Linked DNA regions of Homo sapiens: region 1 is linked to region 2. A link is a contact called in ENCODE Hi-C data. All regions are on one chromosome and are shown on one strand. Each heading gives the region's core, a stretch centred on a gene start or an enhancer-like site at or near the end of the contact. The rest is flanking DNA. Distances are from core to core; before and after follow the strand shown. Region 1 overlaps LRFN2 (leucine rich repeat and fibronectin type III domain containing 2). Region 2 holds the start of LINC00951 (long intergenic non-protein coding RNA 951).

Region 1 (7,107 bases), core at 2,981-5,480, 70 kb after region 2:
GTTCTGATTGGCAATTGGCTGAGTTATTATCAATAAAAAGGAGTGTCTGGGTAACAATAAAGAGTAGTGGAGACCAAGGTTTTATCATGCAGATGAAGCCTCCAGGTAGCAGGATTCAGAGAAAATAGATTGTAAATGTTTCTTATCAGACTTAAAGAGTCTGTTCTGTCAGTAATTCCAAAAGAGAGGAGGGTATAATGAGGCACATGTGGCTCCTCATTCCTATCATGGCCAAGTTTTTTCAGGTTAACTTTGGAATGCTCTTGACTGAATGGAGGGGTTCATTCAATTGGTTGGTGGGCCTTAGAATTTTATTTTTGGTTTTCAGAATGACGGAAATAACCCCCAAATTTGGAAAAGTCAGATTTCTGCTACTAGAAGCACTTCACACTTTATGAAGATGTTCTTCTTTCACGCTTTGTCATCTCTTTCCAATGTTACAACAACCTGGTGAGTTATCATTATCTCCATTTAGCAGGTGAGGAGCCTGAGGTTCAGACAAGTAAAGAGAAGGGAGATCTCAAGAGCCCATGTCTGGAGCCCCTGATTCCATCTTTCTTATAGTAATCACTCAGACTCAGCTGAGGGGTAAAAAAAATGGCTCCAGTGAGCTGAAATGCACATGGTGTTTTGTTTCCAAAGTGTTTCCACATATGTTATCTCTTTGGAGATAACCCCATAGAGAAAAGATTTTTTCTTCCAATGTTAGATGAAGCAAATCTCAAAGAGATGAGTAGTGCATGGTAGAGCTGGGATTGAACCCAGGCCTTCTGGCTTCTTCCCTCACTAGCAGTTTGGAGACCAATTCCCTAGCTGTGGATTTACAGAAACTCTGTCTACCAGTGCTGTCCAAACCCCTGATTTCACTGGGCATGATGCTGAATGCATGTCAAAATCACTGGGAGAGCCTTAAAAACGAGAATATCCAGGCACCAACCCAAGCTGACTCAGAATCCCTTTTTTGGTGGGGGGATGCCACTACTCAAGGGGTTCCAAAACACAGTCAGGGTTGGGAAACATGGGTGGTAGGAAGCCCTGGACTCGGGGTCAGAATGCCTGAGTTCCATACCTTCCCCACTCCTGGTCTGACCTGGGCTGTTAATGAGGCTGAATAGAGCTGGGTTCTGTGAATACGCACACGCCTGGGAAAGTTCAGTTGTGAGATAAGTGTTTGGTGTTGTTTTGATGGCCACCACTACAGCATTGTCCCCAAGTCCCAGGCACTCTTCCAGGCCTAACCCCATCCCTCTGTAAGCCCTTTTTGGTGTTTTCCTGGTATGGAATAAACGATATCCTCACTCCCATCTCCAAACTAACCAAACGTATGTACAATTAATTGGACTGGTTCTCTTGTTATCTCTTACTGGAGGGGGAAAAAGCTTCATTTCAGAAAAGAGGGAGACTGGATACTGTAATCTCTTTACTCTTGCTAATTACTTTTTATCTTTGGAGCTCTCTCCAGCCACAGCTTTTGGAAATTGAGAAGGGAATAACATGTGGAGAAATTAGTCACCTCTGAACAGATGCTCTGAAGCTTTTTGAATCCCAGTGGTGTCACCTTCTTGAGGACAGTGAGAGAGGCAGGATGTGGGGATAGTAATATGATTTGAGATGCTCTTAGAAGGTGCCCTGAAAAACATCTCCCCTATGCACAAACCTCCTGTGGGTTTTCAAACTCCACCATCAGGGATTCACTCCTTTGGGTCTTTCAGAACTCCCAATTGAAGTGAAAATATTTCTGAAAGGGGTTATACCTTATACCTTGATCCCTTAAAACCTCATCAGATCACTTTCCAAGTTTACAGCTCTGTTGGTTTTGAAAAATGGAGACAGAAGAGGCAGGCTGGGGAATAGGGACTAGAAGACAGGACCAAGAAGAAAAAGTGGGCAGGCTCCTAGTAATCATAAGTACTCTCAGCTAACCAGTATGCCGCTGTTAACTATGAAGAACGCTCTTTCAAATACATGAGCTCTTTCAGTCCTCACCACAATCCTATGAAATATGCAGAAAGGAATCTCTGTTCTCATTTTACATATAAGAAAATAAAGATGGAGAGCAATAAAGTGATTTTCCCATTGTCCCAGGACTAGTAAATGATGGAGTTGTGTGGATGTGCTACCTGCCTTCCTATCTTCTCTGCATCACTGAGGGTGCATTGTGCCTAACTTGGAAAAAATAACCCTACATTTCCTAGCTTCCTTTGCAGAAATGTGTGCCCAGTGAAATGCAAGGAGAAGTTATTGGATGGGGATTCTGAGAAACTCCCCACTTTGCTTTCTTGCCCTTCTTGTTTCCATCTTTCCTATTGCATAAAAGGGCGATGGGATCACTGGTGCTCTAGCAACAATTTTGTGCTTTTAAGTGACCTTAAGGACAGAAACTGTGTGCTGAGGATGGTAGGACAGAAAGACAGAAGGAACTGGGCTCCTGATGACCATGCTACCCAGAAAACCAGTCCTAAATTCCCTTCCACTGGTCTTCTTTTACATGAGATGTTATAAACCCTTATGAGTTTAAGTCATACTAGTTGAGTTTTCTGTTCATCCTAATCACTACCCTGGACTTCTGACTCCAGAGTCATCTTTTTCTGTGATGCCTCTAGCAACTTTGTCACTTCACAGTGGCTTACCTGGTGACATGTAAACCAGAAATCCTCATCTTGCCCATTGATTACCTGGATGATCCCAGGTGGTGGAGTGGAACCAAGCTTCTCACTGGCACCCCTGTTTCCCCAACATTGCTGGAACTTAGAAGTATGAGACTGAGTCTCGACTAAAGCTGACAGAGAAAATCCCTGTGGACTTCCAGAAGGCTACTCCATACTTCCCCAGAAGGAGAAATTACAGCTGGTGTCCCCACCCCAAGTCTCCAGCCTTAATAAAAAGTCTTTGGGGCCTTAGCGAGATGTGCCCCACAGCAGGTACATAGCACAGTGGAAAGGGCTGGATGTAGAAGACTACATTTCTTAGTCTTTGCTTTGGATAACTTTGTAAAATCTACGCAATCTGTTTGAGACTAGTTTTACTATCTATAAAATGGGTTTAACGTTATTGTCTTCTGCATCCCCTCTTGTAGATGTCATGTTTCAACAGCGTGAAAAAAAAATTAGAAAATATAAAATCCAAGGCAGGTTCATTTTGATCCGGGCTCTGACCAAGGAGCTGCCTTTCCTCCCTGTCCACCCCTATTTCCTCCTCTATACCATTCTCTTCCTCTGCCTGTGGGGACTCAACCCACCCTTCCAGGAGAATCCAGACCCTCTTGGGAAACAGCCGAGTCAAAGAATCTTCTCTCACAGGTCCTGTTCCTGGCATGCCCCACTCCCTTTAGAGAACACCTGTCCCTAACAGCTTCTCCCTTTAAGAACACCACTTCCCACTAGCTTCTCCCCATGGCCCCAGATCCTGAGATGTCGATTTCATTAGCAAATTTTTCTCCACCCCACAGTAGAGATGGCTGTCTTTTCATGGGGTAGGCCACAGCCCCACTGAGGTGTGGAGTGGTAAGGTCCTGATGGGGTGAAAACTTGCTGAATCTGCCCTCTTGTCCTTTCCCCAGATAGGAGACAGAGCAGCAGTAAAAGATGCAGCCCCCTGCCCCAGCCCTGCAAAACTCAGTAGGGTGGTCCAGTCTCCCAGGACAGGACATGTGTCTAACAATCATGGAAGAACATGGCATGGGAAAGGGAGCCTGCAGATAGGGCGCGACAGGGGCTGGGGTGGCTGTCATCTCTCCATCTTCAGGGTCTCTCTCCTTATAGCCCCTCACTTTTCTACACAAGGATGGGGGCAGCATAACAAGCAACACAAGGCATGGCTGCATCCCGGCTGACTGCCTTAGGAGCATGCCTGCTCTTCCCCTGGCTCTCCTGGGGATCATTCCAACATCACGCCTGGTGACAGATGTTCTTGACAACTCTTAGAGACAAGTGTTTGTGAATGTCACTTGGGCTGATAATGACATGCAGGGCATTTAACTTTCCATGTCACCCCAGGGATGAAGCCAAGCTGGGGTGAACTGTTGCTCCCTCCAGGGTGGCAGAGGAGGCTGCCTTTCTGACTTCCCTCTCCCAAACTTCCCCTACCCCTCATTGACTTCTCTCCCCTTTGTTGCTGTCACCATTAGTGCCAGCCCCTTCCTGACAGGCTGGGCCCTGGCATTGAGGGACATGATAGTCAGCCCTCCCTAGTCACAAAGGAAACAGGCCAGGCCCTGCTGGTGGACTGTCTGTCTCCAGTGTGTCACAGCGCCTGCCTGCAGGGCTCAGCTGTGTGTACTCAGGAAGAGCAAGCAGCTTGGGAGTGCAGCCAGGACTGTTAAATAATGATGGAGCTTATTAGCTGAAAAAAGCGCAAAGCACTGTTTTATACAGCCTAATTCAAATCTGGTCTGAGTTATCCATGATTTGGGGTGATCCATGCCTCTGCTCCTCCTTCCTGGTATGTAGACTAGACCCTGATGTTTTCAGACATTGCTCTTAGCTCTTTGGGGTTTCTGTGAAACCTCGAGGTGGGTCACTGGTGACCTGTCAATGGCCTATGTCCAGGTCTGGTTGGGTTCTCTGGGCCTCTGCCAAGATTTTTGTCTCTGACCCCAGGCCCTGGAGCTTAAATGCACCTTAACTCCAGGAGGCAAGCTGACACAGTGCCCCCAACTAGTAAAAGTAGGTGAATTTAGCAACAGTGGAAGCCATATTATGTTGATCATGGGATTCTGAAAGTCTCAAGTAGATCCACACACGATGAGAGCTGGGATAATTTAAGTTAAATGTTTTCACTCCTGCCTGAAAGTCAGACTGCCTGCTTCGTATCCCTGGAATGGAGTCAGCCAGGTTCTACTGAACCCTTTTGGTATGGGCAGCTCACTACTTTGTGGCAGCTTTTACTTTAATCTGCTGTTGGGCAGCTTTGATCTTTATTTCCAGTCTGTCCAGTTCACCAAATGTTGACTCTATAGCTACTTTGGACCAGGACTTACCAAGGGCTGAGGACATGGAGATGAGCATGCATGAATATCACATGCTAGCGAGAGGAAGATAGATACAAAGCCAAATCATTTCGGAGCCAGATGGAGAGCAATGAGAGACATGTGTAAGGCTGTTGCTGTTGGAATTTTGTTTTTGTAACGGGCCAATGCCTACTTCCATGCACGCATGTGTCTATATGTGTGCGTGTATGTCTTTTCCTCTTTTCCACCCACAAATACTTCGAATAAGTTAAAGGAGCCATGAGTTCTTTTCTAAGTCCTCTAATCTCCAAGGTAAACTTCTCCCATTTCACATGAGCTTCCAGAACCTCATTCTCATCAGCCCTCCTCTGGATACACTGCAGCCTGTAAACATGAATCCCAAGACTGTGCCATCCCAGATTAAACATATTAAAGCTCTGCTCTGACCAGCTAGAATGACTCAGCAGAACCATAACCTCTCATGATCTGACCACTATACTTCCATTAGCGCAACTAAAAATGACAGGGGTCTCTCACCAGCTCCATCACATTGTGGCCATAACATCCTCAAGATCAACTACAACTCTGAACCTAGGCACACAGAATTTCAGATGAGCCAGATTTTCCTTACCTTGAACTTGTGCAATTGCAATTGATTCCTTGAACCAAAGTGAAGATAGATGATTAATTGATTGATAGTTTTGTTGACATGACAATTGGCCAAGCCTATTTTCTGTGTAGTTATCAATCTTAATTAGAAAATACACTGGCAGTACAGAAATGGAACAGATGTTGAGGCAGAAGCCAAAGGCTTTCTGGCATATTTACATCAATTTATTAATCAGTCTGGTTATTTGACCAGTTACAAGTTCACTCCATCAGTTTACATTTCTCCCTTGTGTCCCAAGACAGCATGAGAGTTCGCCAAATGTCCTGTATGACTGTGACGTGCTCTGTTTATGGTAGTGACTCACAGCCAGCAGAAACTCCTAGGACTTTTTCCAACTGGACCTGTCACTCCAGAGATGCTGGTCCAGCCGAGAGTCACTATGCAAGGGGGCATGTCCCTGAGAAGCACCTGCCCTCATGAATGGCAAGGAGGCAGACAAAAAGGTTGAGAACTACTGGTCCACAGCATCTCCTGAAGACATGGTTCAATGACTTGGCAGGATTTGCCCTTAGTGAACCCATGTTAGGTTAGCATTCTTTTCCAAGGGCTCACAGCTACCTACTGAGAAAGTCTTTCCAGAGTTGTATAGGGACTCCATGTCCAGCCTAGCATGCTAAGCATTACAGAGTTTATTCCCTGAAAAGCAGAATATTCACCCCTTTCCTGTCTTAGGCATCTCTCTGTCCATGCTATCTCAGAATCACCACCATAGGCTTGAGAACCTCATCTACTTGCTCCTTTAGTCCTTACTCACCTACATGGGGCCCATCAGAGCCTGGTGACCCAGAACTCATAGACGGCACTGTGATGCAGGCCTGTTGGGCTTTGGCATTCCTCTCCATAGTATTGGTCTTGTTAGGTTGAGGCTCTGGGCAAACATACAGGCTGCCTGCATTCAGATTCCATCTCTGCTACTTACCCCCTGTTTAACACCTTGAGCAAGTTTCTTCTATCTAAAGTGAAATAATAGTTTTTACCTCCTAAGGGTTTGTGAGAACTAAATGAGTTAGTGCACATAGGACCCTTAGAATAGTGACCAGCACAAATAATCCATCAATGCAGGTGTGTACTATTATTGCTGCTGTTGCTGCTGCTGCTTTTCTCCTTGCTGGGGAAGATGGAGGCAAGTTGCAAGTTGCAAGTCTTTGCTTCTTATCTATTCTCATTGTAACCTCTTTCCCAATCAACATTTTTTCTTCTTGGACATAAACATGGACTAAAAAGCCCTCTATGGCTGCATTTAGCTTTCTCTGTACAGCATGTGCTCCTCTTTAATACTCATCTTCAGATACAGACCTCTCCTCCCTTCTTTTATATACCTTCCTGTTAAAATGAGCAGGGCAGAGAGGCCTGTGCCCACTGGTGTCCATGCTTTCTAATGAGGACAATTCATTTTCTAAAAATCCAGATTCTTTATTAGAGTCTCCTATTTCTCTCAAGCCATAACCCCTTTTAGGACAGTGGGCAGCATGACCACAGGGGTTGAGTC
Region 2 (6,983 bases), core at 1,028-3,527:
ATACCACCACCCCAGGCCCAGTTTGTAGTGAGGGGGTGCCCTTGACATGGAGGTGGAGAAAGAGGGAGAAGCAGATGCCTAAGCTTATGGTTGTTCTGATCCAGTGCCTGCCCAGAGCTGGGCATTCCATTCTGAATGGCAGATATCTGAGGTCAAGGTACAGCCAAACTCTAGCAGATAGGACACTTGTTCTATGATACTCAGGCTTGATCAATTTCAATGCTGCTCAAAGCCTTCGTGTGTGCATTTGTGAGTGTGGTTCATACAGTAGGAGGGGCAAGAAGGTCAATATGTAAATATGATATCTTTATAGAGCAGAAGCATGTGGGTGTTGGTGAGAGCAAAACTCTGGAGCTGTCACTAGTGGCATAGAGCTGGATGGGGACTACCTCTGCAGCCCAGCAGATTCCCAAAGCTCCTCCTTCCACAGAAGAAGATTCCTAGAATCATGTAGTAGGTGGAAAGGGCTGAGAAAAGCTCTCCATAGCAGAGGGCCTGTGGAGCCCAAGCCCTCTGAGACATTTGGCAAGCCAGGGTGCATGCCTCTGGAATCACCACACTGCAAGGTGCCCAACATGCCCCTCCCCCTTGTCCTCTTGGGCAATCCCAGCCTTTGGAGCTCTTGGTTCCAAAAGCTCTTCCCTAGCCCCAGGTGATGTTCCCCTGGACTCTTAGCCAGAAAGCCTTGGAATGGTCCTGAGAGCACCCACTGTGGTGGTCTGAGATTCTCCTTCTCAGCTCATGAATAACCATCCTACCCAGGCCTTCTACCAGCCCAGAGACCTTGTCTGTAAAATGGGAACTACAATGACCTCTTCAGAGGTTATTCTGAGGGTGAAATGAGAAATGGCAGTAAAACGTGTACAAGTCCAGTAGCAAAGATGGCATTAGAATGTTTGCTATATTTTCTTTCTCTCTTCTCTTTGTGTCTCTTTGGATTTTGTATTTCCTACAGGAAGGAGATGTGGCCAAACTGTGATGTTGCTTCCTACCTCCTTAAACTACCCTAAGAAGCTTCCTTCTCCACCCCTACCTCTAGTGAAAGCCCTCACCACTTCCCATGTTGTTGCATATGGCAGGATTTCCTTCTTTGCTAAGGCTGAATTCTACTCCGTTACATGTATATTCCACTTTTCTTTAACCGCTCCTTCGTTAATGAACACCAAGGTTGCCTCCACATCTTGGCTGTTGTGGATAATGCAATCAACATGGAAGTGCATGTCTGAGAACCTGATTTTAATTCTTTTGGATGAATACCCAGGAGTAGGATTGCTGGATTTCACTTATATGGAGTATCTAAAATAGTCAAACTCCCAGAAGCAGAGAGTGGAATGGTGGTTGCCAGGGACTGGGAGGAGGGGGAGATGGAGAGTTGTTATTCAATAGGTACACAGTTTCAGTCATGCAAGGTGAATACATTCTAGAAATCTGCTGTACAATGTTGTTGTACATTGTTGTAGTTAACAATAGCTTATTGTACACTTAAAAACTTGTTAAGGGAGGAGATCTCAAGTGAAGTGTTCTCAATACAATAAAAAAATCATCAAAATCACAATGCCCCATTCTGCTGGTTTCTGTGAGGGAGGCTGATTGATCTTGCTGCCTAGTTGGGGACAGTAAGCCGGGCTATACCTGACACTATATTGCATCTGTGTTGCTCTTCCTGCTGCTGCCTTTGTTCCAGATGTCTCCTGACTTTCTTGTTCTTTCACAAGAATCAAAGCCTGTGATTATTGGTCAAGCAAGAATACAGGGCAGGAGACCACCTCACCCATCCAAAGAAATGCATGCAGAAAAGCCATGTTTTCTAATTGTGGGGAGCCACCACCTGACCCTACCCAGGCTCCCTCCTTCCTGTCTTATACCATCTGAGCCCCAGGTACCTGTAGAGGGATCTGCTCATAGGACCTGGGGCCTAAGTTTCTGCCCCTCCACCACCAGTGTCTAGTCTCCAACTTCAGTGGAGAGGGAGAGCTAGGGCACCTAGAGAAAAGCCCCATCGCTGCCTCCTTTCTCAGGGTGAGGTTCTCATGACTGCTCACTGGGAAGGACTGGGATGTGAGCTGGAATCCCAGTATGAGGAGAAAGTGTGCCCCCATACTCCTTGCTCCTTCTTTTCCTTTCCTTCCCTTCCTGAAGCTCAGCTGTGACCCTCCATTTACGTCCATGGGGGGAAGCTCTTTACCTGGGCAGGCCCCCTGTTTCTCAGCCAAGTGTCCCAGTACTGCCAGCCCTGTCTTGAAGTTGACCCCAGAACATCTTCTCCCATGGTTCAAAGGGCCTGGGCAGCCACTCTTGTTCCAACAGAGCCACCCTTGCATCAGGGTGGGGAGAACAGGGTTCTTGAATGAAGGTTTTATATTGTATTTCTTACTGCTTGAAGTTGTACTTGGGGGTGAAGTGGATTAAGACAAGAGTTTATTGTTACTTTCCACTACAACCAGGTGGACTGTACCTGAGAGAGAAGCGGGATGAGAATAAAAGGGAGGGACTCCCATCTCCCCTAGAGGAGCGATGGCCTCCTGTTACCCTGCAGGCTCCCTAGAGCAGAGCTGTGATTTGCTGGGAGTGGGGACCATCTTCTTATGCATAATTATGTTTTGCAGAGGGGGTTCTAGAACACTAAGGAATGGCTTCTTCACCACTGGCACACTGGGCAAGGCTGGGGAGAGCTATGGGGTATGGTTTCCCTGCTGTGGTTTATTGGTAATTGTACCAAGAATAGTGGAAAGGATGACTCTTGGGTCACAGATGACTGTGGCAGCAGTGCCATCTTCATGTGGGTGGGGAGGTGACTCCCAGGGAATTGGGACCCTGTGCTTATGTCGTTTATGTCTGAAGTTATATCAAGGGCTCTTGGATGCCTTTCAGTTCACATTTGGGACAGTGAGGCTCAATTTCCTGCTGGGCCTGGGGGAAGTAAGCAGCTGGCCCCACCTCCTTAGAAATTTTCTCCAGTCTAAGCCCTGACTCATAGCTGGTTTTTCCTTTCAAATGATGACCACAGCCCACTCTGGATGCCAAATCTGTCGGTTCTCAGGGATCTAGGAGGGCAAGAGTGGATCTGGTCAACCTGGGGAAGACTCATGGGGGACAGGCAGGATTTCCCACTCTCCCAGGCCCTGGATGAACTCTGATATTCAACATGCCCAGTATTACTGAGGAAAATATTGGTACTCCTTAGCACAAATATCTCACAGAGAATTCTAACCTCAGATAAGGAAGACCAGGCTGGATGGCCTCTGAAATACTTGCTGTGCCAGTTCAGTGATTCTAGAACCCAATATGCCCAATGTTATCATTAATATGCTGCCATTGATTACAATGTGCTCAGTGATGCATATAATTAATATAATGGAGGCCGTTAGCACTTCCACTTCTCCAAGTCTGTGTTATGCATTTAATTACTTTAGCACTTCACAGTTTATCAGTATACCATCCCCTGAGCTAGATATTTCTCCAATGCCATTTTACAAATTAAGGAATTTTACAAATTAAGGTCATAGAATAAAACCCCACCTTCCTCACTCACGAAGAGACAAGCAGCTTCCCCCTATCTAGGCTGCTGAAGGACCTTCTTGTTCTTCCCAGGCCACCACCCTATAGCCCACACTGTTTGCCCTCCCCCACAAGCTCACACAACCACATCCCCGAAACTCCAAAGGAGTTTGCTCCCTCAGGCCTCCTTGGTCCTCAGAAAAAACAGTCATTCTTTTTTTTTTTTTTGAAGGTGTCTCGCTTTGTTGCCCAGGCTGGAGTGCAGTGGCGCAATCTCTGCTAACTGCAACCTCCGCCTCCGGGTTCAGGCGATTCTTCTCCCTCAGACTCCTGAGTAGCTGGGATGACAGGCGCGTGCCACCACGCCCAGCTAATTTTTGTATTTTTAGTGAGATGGGGTTTCACCATATTGGCCAGGCTGGTCTTGAACTCCTGACCTCGTGATCCTCCCGCCTCATCCTCCCAAAGTGCTGGGATTACAGGCGTGAGCCACTGCGCCAGGCCACAACAGTCATTCCTAACTGGATGGAAAGCTAATTTCTTCCCCTTCAAGGCATTAGTTGAGCTTCAATAAATGAGACAAGCAGGTCTGAGAACCACTAAGAGCACCCGTGAATTCTTCTGGCTGTAAGAACTACCTTGGACTGAGTGATTTTCTGGCCAATCCATCCTTGCCCAGGCGGTGTGTTCCTCAGAGTCACAGGTACCTGGTAAATTTGTGAAAACATGCCTGTCTGTCAGCTCGAGAAGCTAGTTCTTCAGGGAGGCTTGTAAAGACCTCAAAGTCATGGGGCTATGTTCTTTCATTTCTCACAACATGGGGAAGACTGTCTAGCATTCAGCAAGTTACTAAATGTGAGTTGTTTTGATTTCTACGTCTCCCTCACATTGCTGCTGGGCTCTGTGTTCTAAAGTTCATGGCCCATGTGTTAGGATCCGTGACTTGGGACATTAAAGACTTTTCTGGGTTTTATACTGGGGTAGGAGAATATATTTACTGAAGGCTTACTCAGCCCTGTCCCTTACTAGGACTGTGACCTTGGATGTCTCTTGTTTAACTTTTTTATATCTTAGCTTGTTCATCTAAAACATGAATCTTTGTGTCATGGGCTTAGTGAGGATTAGTTATCATAGCACATATGAGGTGCTTAGCAGAAGTTGCGTAAAGAAATACCAGTTTCTCCCTTTCCTACCCATAAAGCCCCATCTACATTGCTAAGAACCTTGCTTTTTGTGGAGCCTTACAATAGTCAAGTGAGATTAGCAGGAGCCCCACCTCCTGGGCTTCAATCTTTCATCACAGGTGCCATTGCTTGGTCCATCCGTGTCCTTGAAACATTTGGTAAAGCCACATCTTAGAGCATCTCCTCTGCTCCCCTCCCCTAGGCTGAACAAATCTAACTCCCTTGAGATCCAGCTTTATCCCAGCCCCACCCTCCTCCCCTGCCTGTGTCATGGCTGACTCAGGGACCATGCCAGGTTCTAGAAGGCCAGTGGCTCATTATCCCTACCCTCTGCACTTTGGCCCCATGGGCCAGCTTTAGCTCCTCATTTGAGGAGGCCTGGGTGGGGTGATGGGCAGGGCCAAGCCATGGGATATTTACAGAGGGTTCTGGAGTCGGGTTCCCTGATGTGACAGCTGCTGTGTCCTCAAGAGCATGTGCACCCCCATACCTACTGATCCTGGGCTAAAAAGGCAACAGGTAAAAGTGAGGTTGTCAGGAGTCCTGAGGTGCCCACAGGTGGTATATGACCCCTAGGCAGGAAGAAAGAGCACCCTGAGGCCAGAATATAGGCTTCCCTTCCTCAGAGTCCTAGTCCCTGCTTTTTGTTGTTGTTGTTGATGCCACATTTACTGCCACTGCTACTCCTCTCTTGCATTCTCTGGTGGCTGGAATGTGAGAAGGGAGAGAAAGTAAAGAACACTATCAGGGGTGCCCCCAGGCTCTGAGTTTCAAGAGTCTCCTTGTCCACTGCTTCAGCCAGAACCAGAGGTTTTCTTCTGCATCTCATTGTCGGCACTGTGCGGCTCACTCCTGGGTTTCAGGTCATGCTGAGTTCTGCTCAAGAGATTCCAGAGGAAAAAGTGTGCACAACTCAACACCAGTTTTGTGGTACTTGGAATCCTGGCTGTTTTCACCCATCTACTTGCTGGTATTTACTGTTCGGATCATTCAATTAGCTCCACCATGCCCTCTATCAAGGTTGTATCGTCAGTGGGAGAGAGAGGCTGCCATGTGTTTACTTCATCTTACCTGGAACAGAACACAGTAAAATGGTAAAGCCCTATCAAGTCCTTCTCCTCCCTCCAGAAGGAAGGAGTCAAGCCCTGGCTTATTGTCACATTGTCCCGTATCCCTGTAAAAACACAATCACACCTATTCACTTATTCATTCATGTAACAAATATTTCTTGAGCACTGATTCTGTGCTAGGCCCCTTCTAGACACTGGGTATACAGCAATGAAAAAACAGACAAAACTACTGTCAGGCAAGGCAGTAACAATATAAACAAGTAATATCATATATAATATGTGGGTAATAAGTACCATTGTGAAAAATTCAGGAAGGTAAAAGGATAGGAATGCTTTTTGATAAAGGTGGACAGGCAGGACCTCTTTGAATAGGTAATGACATCTGAAGAGAAGGTAAAAAAAAAAAAGTGACCTCTCCAAATACCTGAGGCATTCCTGGAATGGAAATTGCCATCACTCTCTAAGAGATGAGGGCGTGTTCCTGGCAGGTGTGAGGGAAAGCCAGGAGCCTGTGAGCAGGACTGCAGGTGGCAAGGAATGCAGTTGAGGATGAAATTGGAGATGGGCAGGAGAGGCAGCAGGTCACATGGACCGTGTAGGCTGTGATTAGGACTTTGGCTTTTACTCTGAGTGAGATGGGGCATCAATGTGGAGCTTGATGCAGGGTGGTATTATCTAATTTATAATTCAACAGGATCCATCTGACTGCTATTGAAAATAGATTGGGATAGGGGAGTGGGGCCAGAAGGAAGCAGAAAAGTCATCTAAAAGGCTATTAAAGTAATTCAGGAGAGAGAAAATTGTTTATTGATCCAGGGTGATTGAGGTGGAGGAAGTTAGAAAGGCTTGGGTTCTGAATATATGTCGAAGGTAGAATGGACAAGATTTCTTGACAGAGTAAGCTTGGATAGTGAGAGAAGGTGAATGGTCAACTTGGCATTGGCACGGAGACCATCTGGTAATTCCTGCTGACCCAGGAATCTCCTACCCAACACCCCTGACATCATGATGTCCAGCCACTTAATGAAGAAATAAGACTCCCTGGGAGAAAGACTTCATTACCTCACACAACAGCCTTTTGCGGTCCTCTGACATTCTTTCCTATGCTCACTCAAAATCCATGTCCCTATGTCTTTCTCTCACCGCTCCTAAAGCAATACAAAGCAGACCTTGACCACCTCCCACAGGACAGTCCTCCAGATTCCTCCAAGGTTATCCTTGAAACTGAACC

Evidence for each region. Hi-C counts contacts between places; a loop is a spot of excess contacts on that map.
Region 1: a loop to region 2 is called in a map of astrocyte of the cerebellum, with 6 times the contacts of the local background. The contact joins the enhancer-like site here to the promoter of LINC00951 in region 2. A Hi-C loop is called at or near these places in 2 of 168 maps with a recorded cell type or tissue (CD8-positive, alpha-beta T cell and astrocyte of the cerebellum).

What each region holds. Positions count from the first base shown.
Region 1 is chr6:40,421,486-40,428,592 of GRCh38, forward strand. All of the region lies in intron 2 of LRFN2 (leucine rich repeat and fibronectin type III domain containing 2), which reads right to left. Among named protein-coding and RNA genes, the nearest start is that of TDRG1, 47 kb to the left of the region's middle. Within about 2 kb of position 4,231, at least 5 of the 41 ENCODE cell types and tissues checked have a DNase peak (open chromatin) inside an H3K27ac peak, as active enhancers do.
Region 2 is chr6:40,353,729-40,360,711 of GRCh38, forward strand. It overlaps LINC00951 (long intergenic non-protein coding RNA 951), which reads right to left and starts at 2,278. Exons shown (of 3, transcript NR_038887.1): 1 at 1-2,278. RefSeq lists an enhancer at 6,026-6,651 and a silencer at 6,102-6,396.